Regions from separate parts of the Homo sapiens genome. Here all the other regions are linked to region 3. The links are chromatin loops, found by intact Hi-C in ENCODE. Cell type or tissue: GM12878. All regions are shown on one strand.

Region 1 (4,000 bases), 130 kb after region 3:
CTTACTAGATAATTTGGGGAAAAACCCTAAAAATGTAAAAAAGAAAACATGTTTTTCACCGTTCCAAAATAGCTTGCTTCTTTCTTTCTTTCCTTTCTTCCTTTCCTCGTTTCCTCCTTTATTTCTTTCTCTTTCTTTCTCTCTTCTCTCTCCCTCCCTCTCTTTCTCTCTCTCTCTTTCTTTCTTTCTATCTCTCCCTCTCCCCCCTTTTTCTCTTTCTGTTTCTCTCTTTCTTTCTTTCTTTCTTTCTTCCTCTCTCTCTCTCTCTCTCTTTCTTTCTTTCTCTCTTTCTCTCGACAGAGTCACATTCTGTCACCTAGGCTGGAGTGCAGTGGTGCGATCTTGGCTCACTGCAACCTCTACCTCCCAGATTGAAGCTATTCTTATGCCTCCTGTGTAGCTGGGATTACAGGTGCATGCCACCATGCCCAGCTCATTTTTGTATTTTTAGTAAAAATGGGGTTTCTCCATGTTGGCCAGGCTGGTCTCAAACTCCCAACCTCAGGGGATCCACCCAACTTGGCTTCCCAAAGTGCTGAGATTACAGGAATGAGCCACTGCACCTGTCCTATGCTTCATATTTCATTGTTTTTCCATACAGTTATTTCATAAGCTCATCTGTTTTTATATAGCTGTGATTATTCTGTTTGTACTACTGTGTAACCTACTTTTTTCATATGACATGGAAGCATAAGAATTTTCCTGTGATGATGTTGGATTTCCATAGACATCACTTTAGTGCTTAGGTAACACTCCAATGTGTGGATTTGCCAAAAATGGGATATTCAAACAGAGAACATATTCATGAAATGCATAACTCAAAGACAGGGTTGAGCTAATGGGATGTCCATTAATCAAGCATATTGCCCAGAAGAAAGGCTTTGATCTTATGTGAATTGTCTAAGTACTTTTTGCTATCCGTTGGATAGACCAGTGTTTCCTTTCTTTCTTTTCTTTTTTCTTTTTTTTTTGGAGACAGAGTTTCACTCTTGTCACCCAGGCTTGAGTACAACGGCATGATATTGGCTCACTGCAGCCCCCGCCTCCTGGGTTCAAGTGATTCTTATGCCTCAGCCTCCTGAGTATCTGGAACTACAGGTGCCTGCCACCATGCCTGGCTAATTTTTGTATTTTTAGTAGAGACAGGGTTTCGCCATGCTGGCCAAGCTGGTCTTGAACTCCTGACCTCAGGTGTTCACCCGCCACAGCCTCCGAAAGTGCTGGGATTATAGGTGTGAGCCACCATACCCGGCCTCCTTTCTTTTTAAAGGTATTTTTCTGGTTTGCCTGGGTGTCCTTTGAATATGTCTTGTTCAGGTGAATACAGCAAGGTGGCTGGTACAAAACAGTAAGTGTAGCCTTGGTAGAGTATACAATAGCCTTTAAGATAGTTTAAATTTTAATGGGGTCTTTACCTGATCAAGGACCTTGCTTTTAGAAGTGTCTCCTTTTATACTACATGTCACATAGGTAGGTAGGGAAGATGTTATTAATGAGCCCTCATGTAACATTTGGCTCTATCAAGAGAAGTTCAGTGCACAAAATCAGGCATGGAATAGAACCCAGGTCTCCTGATTCTTGGCTGAGGTGTTGTCTGGGTACCTTCACTTCTCCCCTTTGGTTTCAAGCCTCTGTAATTATAGAATGAAGCAAAACCTTGCTTTCTCTGAGAATTTCACATCCTCCTCTCTTCCATTCTCTAGTAAGTTTTTATGACTCAGTTTAGATCTGATGACTAAACTCTAGTCTAAAGTTGTGTATGTTATAAACTCTTAAAAATTTAAGAGTTGGTAATTTTTACCTGTTTAATGGGTGTACAAATATCAACTAATTCAGAAAATGTCATGAAGATTAATTCAACAATTAGTATGAAGCCTTTAGGATAGTGCTTAGCAAATAGTAATTACTCAATAAGTGTTAGTTCTTGTCATGATAACTGCTATAATTAAGGACACTTTCTGCTTTTGCTGTCATGTACTCACAGTGTGTCCTTGGGAAAGCCACTTCCCCTTTTAAACTTCAGTTTACTCATCTGAAAAATAGGAGAAGAGTACAGCTAATGATTGTGAACAAACCTTCCAGTGCTAACATTCTGTGGTCTTGGGGTTTTTCTTTACAGCAATTCAACCAATGAGGGGATGAATGTGAAGAAATGCTGCAAGGGGTTCTGCATTGATATTCTGAAGAAGCTTTCCAGAACTGTGAAGTTTACTTACGACCTCTATCTGGTGACCAATGGGAAGCATGGCAAGAAAGTTAACAATGTGTGGAATGGAATGATCGGTGAAGTAAGTTATCTTTTCATCCCCTAGGCTCTTACTCAGACAAAGGGCCTGCAGTCCTCAGGAATGTTAGCAGGAAAAGTAAAGTACTGTTGTTCTCTCTCTCTCTTTTTTTTTTTTTTTTTTTTGCCTTGCATCCAGGTGGTCTATCAACGGGCAGTCATGGCAGTTGGCTCGCTCACCATCAATGAGGAACGTTCTGAAGTGGTGGACTTCTCTGTGCCCTTTGTGGAAACGGGAATCAGTGTCATGGTTTCAAGAAGTAATGGCACCGTCTCACCTTCTGCTTTTCTAGGTGTGTGAATTTCATAGTGACTATTGCTTTCCTATAAGGAATTGTAGGAAATCTTGTTTGCTCAGAGGATGGGACCAGAAAGGAACTTGTTTAGCTCTGTTTGGCCATGGCAGCATATTTCAGAGGATGCTGCATTTGAATTATCCTATGAAAGGGTTAGGCTTTGGGTCCCCACCCAAATTTCATCTTGAATTGTAATCCCCAGCTGTTGAGGGAGAGACCTGATGGGAGGTGACGGGATCATGGGGATGGTTTCTCCCCTTCTGTTCTTGTGATAATGAGTGAGTTCTCATGAGATCTGACGGTTTAATAAGGGGCTCTCATTATATTATTATTATTATAAGGGGTTTAATAAGGGGCTCTTCCCCCTTCGCTTCACTTCTCTCACATGCCGCCATGTAAGACGTGTCTGCTTCCTCTTCTGCCATGATTGTAAGTTTCCTGGGGACTCCCCAGCCATGTGGAACTGTGAGTCAATTAAATCTCTTTCCTTTATAAATTTACCCAATCTCAGACAGTTTATTTTTTTGAGATGGAGTCTAGCTCTGCTGCCCAGGCTTGAGTGCAGTGTTATGATCTTGGCTTACTGCGGCCTCTGCCTCCTGGGTTCAAGCAATTCTCCCACCTCAGCCTCCCCAGTAGCTGGGATTATAGGTGCCCACCACCATGCCTGGCTAATTTTTGTGTAGAGATGGGGTTTCGCCATGTTGGCCAGACTGATATCAAACTCCTGACCTCAAGTGATCCTCGGGCAGTTCTTTATAGCAGCGTGAGAGTAGACTAATACATCCTAATTCACTCCCCTCCATCCCCAGTTCACATCTTTCATTTGTCTTAAACTTGGAAAAAGCTGCTGAAAAAAATATGATCACATATTCAGATACTGGTCTTGACTCTGTAGAATGTAAATTAATAGATATATTGCTTAGAATATTGAAAACATTTAAAAATAAAGCTGTCCACAGTTAATTTAAACCAGCTCATAGACCTTTATTCAGCATCTACATATCCATCCTCCATCCCACAAAGAACAGCAGTCATTTATTTGCTAGATGTAAGAGTGAAAATAATGATGACTGCACGATGATTTATGCCAATATTCTGCTAATAGGAATAGTCTGAAAAGTATATGCTGATTTAAAATTAATCGAATCATATTTTAAATGTGACTACCCATTAAGCCAAATAGTTTGTAAAGAAGGAAATTCTTGTGATTTTTTTAACCGTTTTGTAAATTTATGTTTTTACATAAAAGGTGTTTTTTTTTTTTAAATCAAGGAAGAGCTATGTTTTCTATCATCTGCTTTTCTCTAGCACTTGGACTGTATTGGGTAGCCTGGCTAGAGTTGAAATTTCATGGAACATAGTAAAGCATTATTTTTGTCTTTAAAGGAAAGTGTTGTATTAACTGTTTGGTTATCAT
Region 2 (4,000 bases), 52 kb after region 3:
AATGAGAAGACCTCGATTTATACGTGCCGGCAGATTCAGGGTGTATGAAAAGCTCCTACTCACAATTTCTGGTTCTCTTGAGAAGTTGGGTGATGTTTAATGCAACTTTCTCTTCTTTTTTTCCAAGGACTCATGTCATGAAGCTTTTGACTGTTGGGAGGATCTGTGGGGTCATGGGATCATTTTGCTTTATTACCCTCCTAATTAGACATAATTAATAATTATTACAATAATGTTATATAGTGTTTTAGACTCATATACAAAATCTTGAATCCTCATAACAATTCTTTGAGTTGCATGGGATTATTCCAATTTTACAGATAATGTTCACAGAGGTGACATCATATAACCAAGATTACACAAAGAGATTGACCTAACTCTTATGCCTCCAACTCCAGAAGACAAAGTTGGCAAATAATTGGCAGATGAGAAATTGTTGCAGCACTCTCAATAATCCCAGGAAGGAAGTACAGATGTTGATTAATTAACAACAACCAAAGGTATTATCACATCTACAGTAATTAGCATTTATCAAGTGCCTAGAGTGTGTCTGGCATACTGTGCTAAATTCTATTTATTAATCAATCTAATTCTCACAACAAACCTGTCATGTAGGTGCCATTAGTATCTCCATTTAACAGATGAAAAAACGGAGGCTCAAAGAGGTGAAATAACAACTAGTTTATATAAGTAGCAAGTTGCAGAGACAGTTCACAAACCCAAATAATTTAACTCCAGAGTCAGTGCTTGTCACCACCACCTAAACTACCTCCATTGATGGTGTACTTCTAATATTAATAACAATGACATCAATTACATCAATTCATTGGACAGAGCAACTGTGAGTTGTGAGTCCCATCTCTTACCATTGGTTAAAAAAACATACAAGTTTTAGGAGCAGGATTCCATTACACTGTCTCTGTTCAAATAAGTAGAAACAAGTAATTGGGGCAATGGCCTTGATAAATAATCTTACCATAAAGCTGCTTTCACAGAAAAATACTTGTTTGTATGTATTTTCTACCTTTATTAGAACATTTGGATAGTTGTGTAGGTCTGTGCTGTTCTTAAGGAAGGTGGCTATTATTAAGGGTGGTGGACTTGATTCAAGTCCTCCCAGTTTTGATGTGTTCCTTGACCAGTTGATTCTTATTTCCCTGACTTGTAAATTGCCGTCAGCTTCAGCTTGCCTTATTAAGAATTCTGTATAGTTGGCCGGGAGTGGTGGCTCACGCCTGTAATCCCAGCACTTTCGGAGGCTGAGGCGGGCGGATCATGAGGTCAGGAGATCAAGACCATCCTAGCTAACATGGTGAAACCCCATCTCTACTAAAAATACAAAAAATTAGCCGGGTGCAGTGGCAGTTGCCTGTAGTCCCAGCTACTAGGGAGGCTGAGGCAGGAGAATGGCGTGAACCCGGGAGGCGGAGCTTGCAGTGAGACGAGATCGCGCCACTGCACTCCAGCCTGGATGAAAGAGTGAGATTCCGTCTCATTAAAAAAAAAAAAAAAAAAAAAAAAAAAAAAAAAAAAAAAAAAAAAAGCTGCATAATCAATAGGCTGTAAATAAATGGAAACATATGCCCCTTCCCACATGTGGGGAATGTTGCTGTTGGCTCTTCTGCCCCTTAGCTGTCTTGTAGCACAATGCTTCAGCTTTCAGTTGAGTCTCTTTGTGGCTTGTCTAACTGCTGCTATCATATCCAGGTGATTAAGCTGTTATAGCCTTAATGGCAAGTTTCAATTCACTGTCGTCTTCCTCAGCTTTGGGTCTGGGAGCCCCTTACGTTCCCACTTTGTTCTCTCTGGGACCATCTTTCCATCTTCAATAAGCCTAACTTCTGAGCCACAGCAAAACAAATGCGTATGCGTTGAAGATAGTTTCAGAACTTGTGCATTGGGAAATTTTCTGTGGTTTAACACGGTGAGAAGAACTGGAATAGCCTGTGCTGTTCAGAAGCCAGAACTGATACTGAAAGCAGGTGCAGGCCTGTCAGCCACACAGCTGGTTGAGTTAACTCTATTAGACACTATTGGACAATTTTGTTATCTGAAATAGAAACCAGTATGGTGGCAGGCTGTCCCTTTGCCAAATGATGCCCCTGCTAGGCTGGTTTAGGTCTGCCTTTCTTGTTGGTGCATCTGCTGGGTTTTGCTGCCAGCATGTTGAAAACTGGCAGTTCTGTAAAGTTTTATTGTCTTCCTAGGTGTTTTTGTCCAGGAAAGAAATACTAAGATTTGCCGTTTTTTTAAATGATGACTTGGCATTTTGACTCTTGGCTGTACTTTAGCTGGAAGAAATTAGTGTCTGATTTTATTCTAATACTGGAACTGCATCTTTTTTTTTTTTTTAACCAAGAATGATTTTCTAGTTCTCTCCAAATCAAACATTCTTGGGAGCCTCTATTCTAAATTGTTTTTCACACTCAGTTCTAATGCCTTCACGTAATGGATTTTGTAATTTTGTTCTTTTCTTTTTTTCTTTTGAAAATCAGCAACAAGTAAAAAGAACCCCTGTGGGTGAAATACAATATCCCTCCCAAAGGAGAAATGGAAAAAAAAATGTTATTTCAAACTTCAAGCCCAAACGTTATCTGCCTTCTACATTTTAAGCAGGCTCAGAGCCTTGAGGATTGAGTCAAAGAATGCAAAACATGACCTCTCAAAGGCAAAAGCTAAAAAAAAAGTTGGACCTAGAACATCAAATAGCTCTTACCAAAGAGTGTTTTGATGAGTGAAGTGTAAATGAAGCGTAGAATATAGCTCTTTTCCAGGATACAAGGCCCAATTTCCGAAACATGCAAACACTCTCTCAATTGAATGCATTAGCTGCTTAGTTCCAGAGCTGCTGAAGTATAAAATGCGATAACTTATGTTAAACACCCAGCACTGTGCCTAGCCGATGTTGGACCCTCAATTTAATATTATTATTAATTATTTCTATATAGAGGGGAAACATAAAGAAACTTGTTTCAATTACTTATTTGACCTAAAATACAAGGTTGCACAATGCGTTGTAGCAAATGTCTATAAATCTTTACATAAAGGTCCCTGGAATAGAATCTCATTCTGCAAATTCAAGATCCTGTCTGGAGAAAAAGAGTGAAGACTCTATATGTATATTTTTGAATGAAATAGAGCACCCATATCTACTATGTGTCTTATGAGAAATGTTTCCCTAGAGGAGACTCATAAGGAGTGACCCAAGAACTGGCTTCAGAGTTTTAAAGGACTGCCATCCGGAAATTGTAGTAGAATTAGTCTCCTTTGCTTACAGTAGAGAACTAGAGCTAGTGGGTTGAAGCTTCAAGGAAATAACTGTGGTTCAGTGAAAGGAAACTCTTGCTGACACTTTAAGCTATCAGTGGAAGGGACCCTCCAAAGAAGTGGAGAGAAATCATGTGGACACTGGAATCTTCTGGCAGGAAGACTGGGAAGAGTTTCTGCAATGTATGGCGAGGCCAAGGGCAGAGGGAGCAGTTCTGTTGGTTTAGATAGATAACCTTAAAACTCTTCTATGTGGAGACTATTTGGGTCCAGCTGAATTATCTGCCTTGGAATCCTCCCATCCACTTTTGCTGAACAGCACAGCTATTACTGCCTTTTAGATATGAAATTCAATAGCATTTGTTCCTTGGCTCAGATCATTCACCTTTAATTGTGCCCATTAATACCAGTGATAACTAATGTTTATTCTTCAGTTACTATGTTCCAGGCTCTCTACAAAGTGTTTTGTGCATATTGCCCTTTTAATACGCAGAGATACTCCATATGAGTATTTTTATTATCCCCATTATGCAGATTTTAAACATGAATCCCAGTTGGCACAATTAAAGAGGCAGACTCATAACTAGCAATACTGAGATACAAAGCAAGGACTCTTAAGTCCAAAGCTTCTGTTCTTAACCACTTCTTTGTACTACCCTCCCCCCACCCCACCCACTTACTCTGAATTTTAAGAAGAGTGCTTTATCTTTTCATTATTCCTTTTGCAGCTTCA
Region 3 (4,000 bases):
CAGGAGACTCTCTTGAACCCGGGAGTCAGGGGTTGCAGTGAGCCGAGATCACGCCACCGCACTCCCGCCTGGGTAACAAGAGCAAAACTCTGTCAAAAAAATAAATACGACCAGGTATGGTGGCTCATGCCTGTAATTCCAGCACTTTGGGAGGCCGAGGTGGGTGGATCACCTGAGGTCAGGAGTTCGAGACCATCCTGGCCAACATGGTGAAACCCCAAATCTACTAAAAATACAAAATTAGCCAGGTGTGGTGGCGCATGCCTGTAATTCCAGCTACTTGGGAGGCTGAGGCAGGAGAATTGCTTGAACCCGGGAGGCGGAAGTTGCAGTGAGCCAAGATCGTACCATTGCACTCCAGCCTGGGTAATAAGAGCGAAACTCCATCTCTAAATACATACATACGTACATGTATACATACATACATACATACATACATACATACATACATACATACAAGTCAATAGAGGCAAAGAAATGATAGATGCAGGGGAGAGAAGAAGGAAGGAAGCAATACAAAGCCTAGAGAGATTGTCATTGAATGGATAGGGGGAGTGTCGGGGAGATTAACTTGTATCTATTTTCAACCTCTTTCAGCCTCCTCCTTTTTTCCTGCAAAATGGGAGTAAGAATCACGTTGCAATAATAACGCCTACCCACTGGGTTGTCTGGAGGTTTACGTGAGATAATAGATGGGGACTACCTTTGGAAATAATGAAACACTGTATGAATTCCAACCGCAGTCATAAGTGTCTTTCTTTCTGACATTTCACTGTCTTTGCCTCCTAATGCATTAATAATTCATACTGTTTTAAAATTTTTTTAATTTCTATTTCAATAGTTTTTGGGGTACAGGTGCTTTTGGTTACAGGGATAAGTTGTTTAGTGGTCATTTCTGAGATTTTGGTGCACCCATCACCTAAGACTACTAACTATTGTAGTCTTTTATCCCTCACCCCCTCCCAAACTTTCCCTACCCCTAAGTCCCCAAAGTCCATTATGTAATTTTTTTTTTGAGATGGAGTCTCGCTCTGTCGCCCAGGATGCAGTGCAATGGTGCGATCTTGGCTCACTGAAACCTCCACCTTCCAGGTTCAAGCGATTCTACTGCCTCAGCCTCCCCAAGTAGCTGAGACTACAGGCGCACGCCAGCACGCCCGGCTAATTTTTGTATTTTTAGTAGACACGGGTTTCGCCACGTTAGCCAGGCTGGTCTCAAACTCCTGACCTCAAGTGATCCACCCGCCTTGGCCTCCCAAAGTGCGGGGATTACAGGCGTGAGTCACTGTGCCCGGCCCATTGTATCATTCTTATACCTTTGCATCGTCATAGCTTAGCTCCCACTTATAAGTGAGAACATAACGATATTTGGTTTTCCATTCCCGAGTTACTTCGCTTCGAATAATGGCTTCCAGCTTCATCTAAGTTGCTGCAAGACATCATTTTGTTCCTTTTTATGACTGAATAGTATTCCGTGGTGTATATCTACCACATTTTCTTGATCCACTCATTGGCTGATGGGCACTTAGGTTTGTTCCATATCTTTGCAATTGTAAGCATAATTCATATTCTTTATTACCACAGAGTCGCAGGAAGAATTCACCCCAAATTTCAAAATGTGGGACCTGCTGAACACAGAATCTACCACTGAAGTGTCGAACATGAGTCACTTAATAGTGCTGAACTAATAGTGAGAATTTCATCGTGAGAACTTAACAGTGACTCATGTTTCACTACTGCTGAAGGCTGAAGTGTGGAAAATGAGTCACTATTAAACAAGGAAGGGCACTGGGTAACCTTTGTGCTGTGGTTCTCAAAGTGTGGTTTCTGGACCAGCATCATCACTATCACTTGAGATAGGGCCAAAATATGCACATTCTCAGGCCCATATGCATCCTACTGAATCAGAAAGTGAGGGGCAGGGATTGTCAGTCTGTGTTTTAACAAGCCTTTTGGGTGATTCTGATCGAGGCTTATACACTGTTGGTGGGAGTGTAGATTAGTGCAGCTGTTGTGGAAGACAATGTGGCAATTTCTCGAAGACCTAAAGACAGAAATATTCAACCCAGCAATCCCGTTTCCAGGTATATACCGAAAGGAATATAGATCGTTCTATTATAAGGACACGGGCATGTGTATGTTCTTGCAGGACTGTTCACAATAGCAAACATATGGAATCAACCTAAATATTTGCCCATCAGTGATAGAGTGGATCAAGAAAATGTGGTACACATACTCCACAGAATACTATGCAGCCATAAGAAAAGGATGAGATCATGTCCTGTGCAGGGACATGGATGGAGCTGGAGGCCATTATCCTTAGGAAACTAACACAGGAACAGATAACCAAATATCATATATTATTACTTAAAAGTGGGAGCTAAATGATGAGAACACATGGACACATAGAGTGGAAAAACACACAATGGGGCCTTGCAGAGGGTGGAGGGTGGGAGGAGGAAGAGAGTCGGGAAAGTAACTAATAGGCACTAGGCTTAATACCTGGGTGATGAAATAACCTGTACAACAAACCCCCATGGCACAAGTTTACCTGTGTAACAAATCTGCATGTGTATCCTTGAACTTAAAAGTAAAAGAAAAGTTGAGAACCCTGCCCTCGTGCTTGTCAAATCAGATCAATTCTCTATAAGTGCAAGGATTCTCGAACCTTGGGAAACTAGTTAAAATTCAGATTCTGGGCTTAAGGTGCTGCATATTTAAAAGATCCCAAGATTATTTTGATAAGCTACCAGAAAGTATTGTAAAGCAGCAATTGGCAAGTGTTTTATTTAAAAGCCCAGATAGTCAATATTTTAGGCTTGGCAAACCAAGAGGCCACACATTCTGCTGCTATAGCACAAAGGCAGCCACAGACAATACAGGAAAGGGCTTGGCTGTGTTTTGGGGCTATATAAAAGAGGCTGTGGGGAGGATTTGGTCCACAAGCCATGGATTGTCAACCCCTGCTTTAGAATGTAAATATCACCCTTGATTGTGATCCTGGGTGATTTCCTCTCCATTCATTTATTCCTTAATTCCACACATTTTATTTTATTGGGTCTCAGCTGTGTGCTAGACATGGACTGGACATCAGAGATGGACTGTTGGCTTCCTGGCAGGATCCTTGCTCTCATGGAGCCTGCCATCTCTTCAAGTGTCGAGGAAATTATTAAGTGGAATCAAAATCGGTTGTGATTTCTGCTTAAAATAGGGGAGGTAGAGTTTGTTCACTATCCCAAAAGTCTCTTATTCTATAGCTCAGCCCAACATGCTTTGTGTTCTATTTCCTGGCTTCCTCACTGCCCAACTTTTAATGATATTGAGGCAGCTTTGGGGGGCATTTTTGTTCCATCTCCCCAGTTGCCTGGAATTTTTTGCAAATGGTTAACAAAGTTCCGTTTACCACCAGGCTGTAGCCATTTGTGAGTCAGACTAGACCAGCTGGTTGATACGGCACAGAGGGTTAGGAGAGGAATCTGTTCTAGCTGTTGGTATGGAGATGCTGAAACACCCTGCAGTCTTTGTTCTGCCAGCGTGTGAGTATGCAACTGATAGTATTTAGTGAAGAAGTCTTACTTTATTAGAACCTTTTGCCTAAATGGAAACTCTAGGTTTGTACATCATTTGGAGTAGTTCCCTGAGACCTGAGTATTCCCAGGATTTACACCTAACTTGGTTTATATTTGCATGCTTATTGGTCCAGAGGATTTGGCATTTCCTTCTCATACTCTTGAATCACATTTAATAATAGTAATATAGTTCCTGACAATTATTAAGCACACACTATAAGCCAGACGTTGTGCTAAATAATTTCACGTGTGATAGGAAGAATAATGGCTTCCCTAAGATGTCCATGCTGTGAATATGTTGCTTATAGTGTAAAGGGGACTTTGCAGTTGTGAGATTCAGGGTTTAGTACCTTGAGATTCGGATGATCCTGGATTAGCAAGGTGGGACCAACTTAATCCTGTGAATCCTCAAAAGTGAAGAGCTTTTCCAG

What was found. Hi-C counts contacts between places; a loop is a spot of excess contacts. Peaks named below come from ENCODE experiments on the same cell type or tissue, not always from the same donor. Only the 100,000 strongest peaks of a DNase experiment are listed, where the experiment ranks them.
Region 1: it touches region 3 in a loop (4-fold over the local background); 1 of 110 quality-filtered maps calls a loop at or near these places.
Region 2: a loop joins it to region 3, with 4 times the contacts of the local background. A loop is called at or near these places in 1 of 110 quality-filtered maps.

The regions. Positions count from the first base shown.
Region 1 is chr16:9,839,224-9,843,223 of GRCh38, reverse strand. It overlaps GRIN2A (glutamate ionotropic receptor NMDA type subunit 2A), which reads left to right. Exons shown (of 13, transcript NM_001134407.3): 6 at 2,120-2,288; 7 at 2,424-2,577. Among named protein-coding and RNA genes, the nearest start is that of GRIN2A, 340 kb to the left of the region's middle. In GM12878, no CTCF peak of the experiment used is centred here; DNase peaks (open chromatin) are centred at 1,663 and 2,053; H3K4me3 peaks cover 589 bases; H3K27ac peaks cover 2,668 bases.
Region 2 is chr16:9,912,449-9,916,448 of GRCh38, reverse strand. The region is part of intron 3 of GRIN2A (glutamate ionotropic receptor NMDA type subunit 2A); the gene reads left to right. Among named protein-coding and RNA genes, the nearest start is that of GRIN2A, 270 kb to the left of the region's middle. In GM12878, no CTCF peak of the experiment used is centred here; a DNase peak (open chromatin) is centred at 1,968; H3K27ac peaks cover 880 bases.
Region 3 is chr16:9,964,721-9,968,720 of GRCh38, reverse strand. The region is part of intron 2 of GRIN2A (glutamate ionotropic receptor NMDA type subunit 2A); the gene reads left to right. Among named protein-coding and RNA genes, the nearest start is that of GRIN2A, 220 kb to the left of the region's middle. In GM12878, no CTCF peak of the experiment used is centred here; a DNase peak (open chromatin) is centred at 1,720.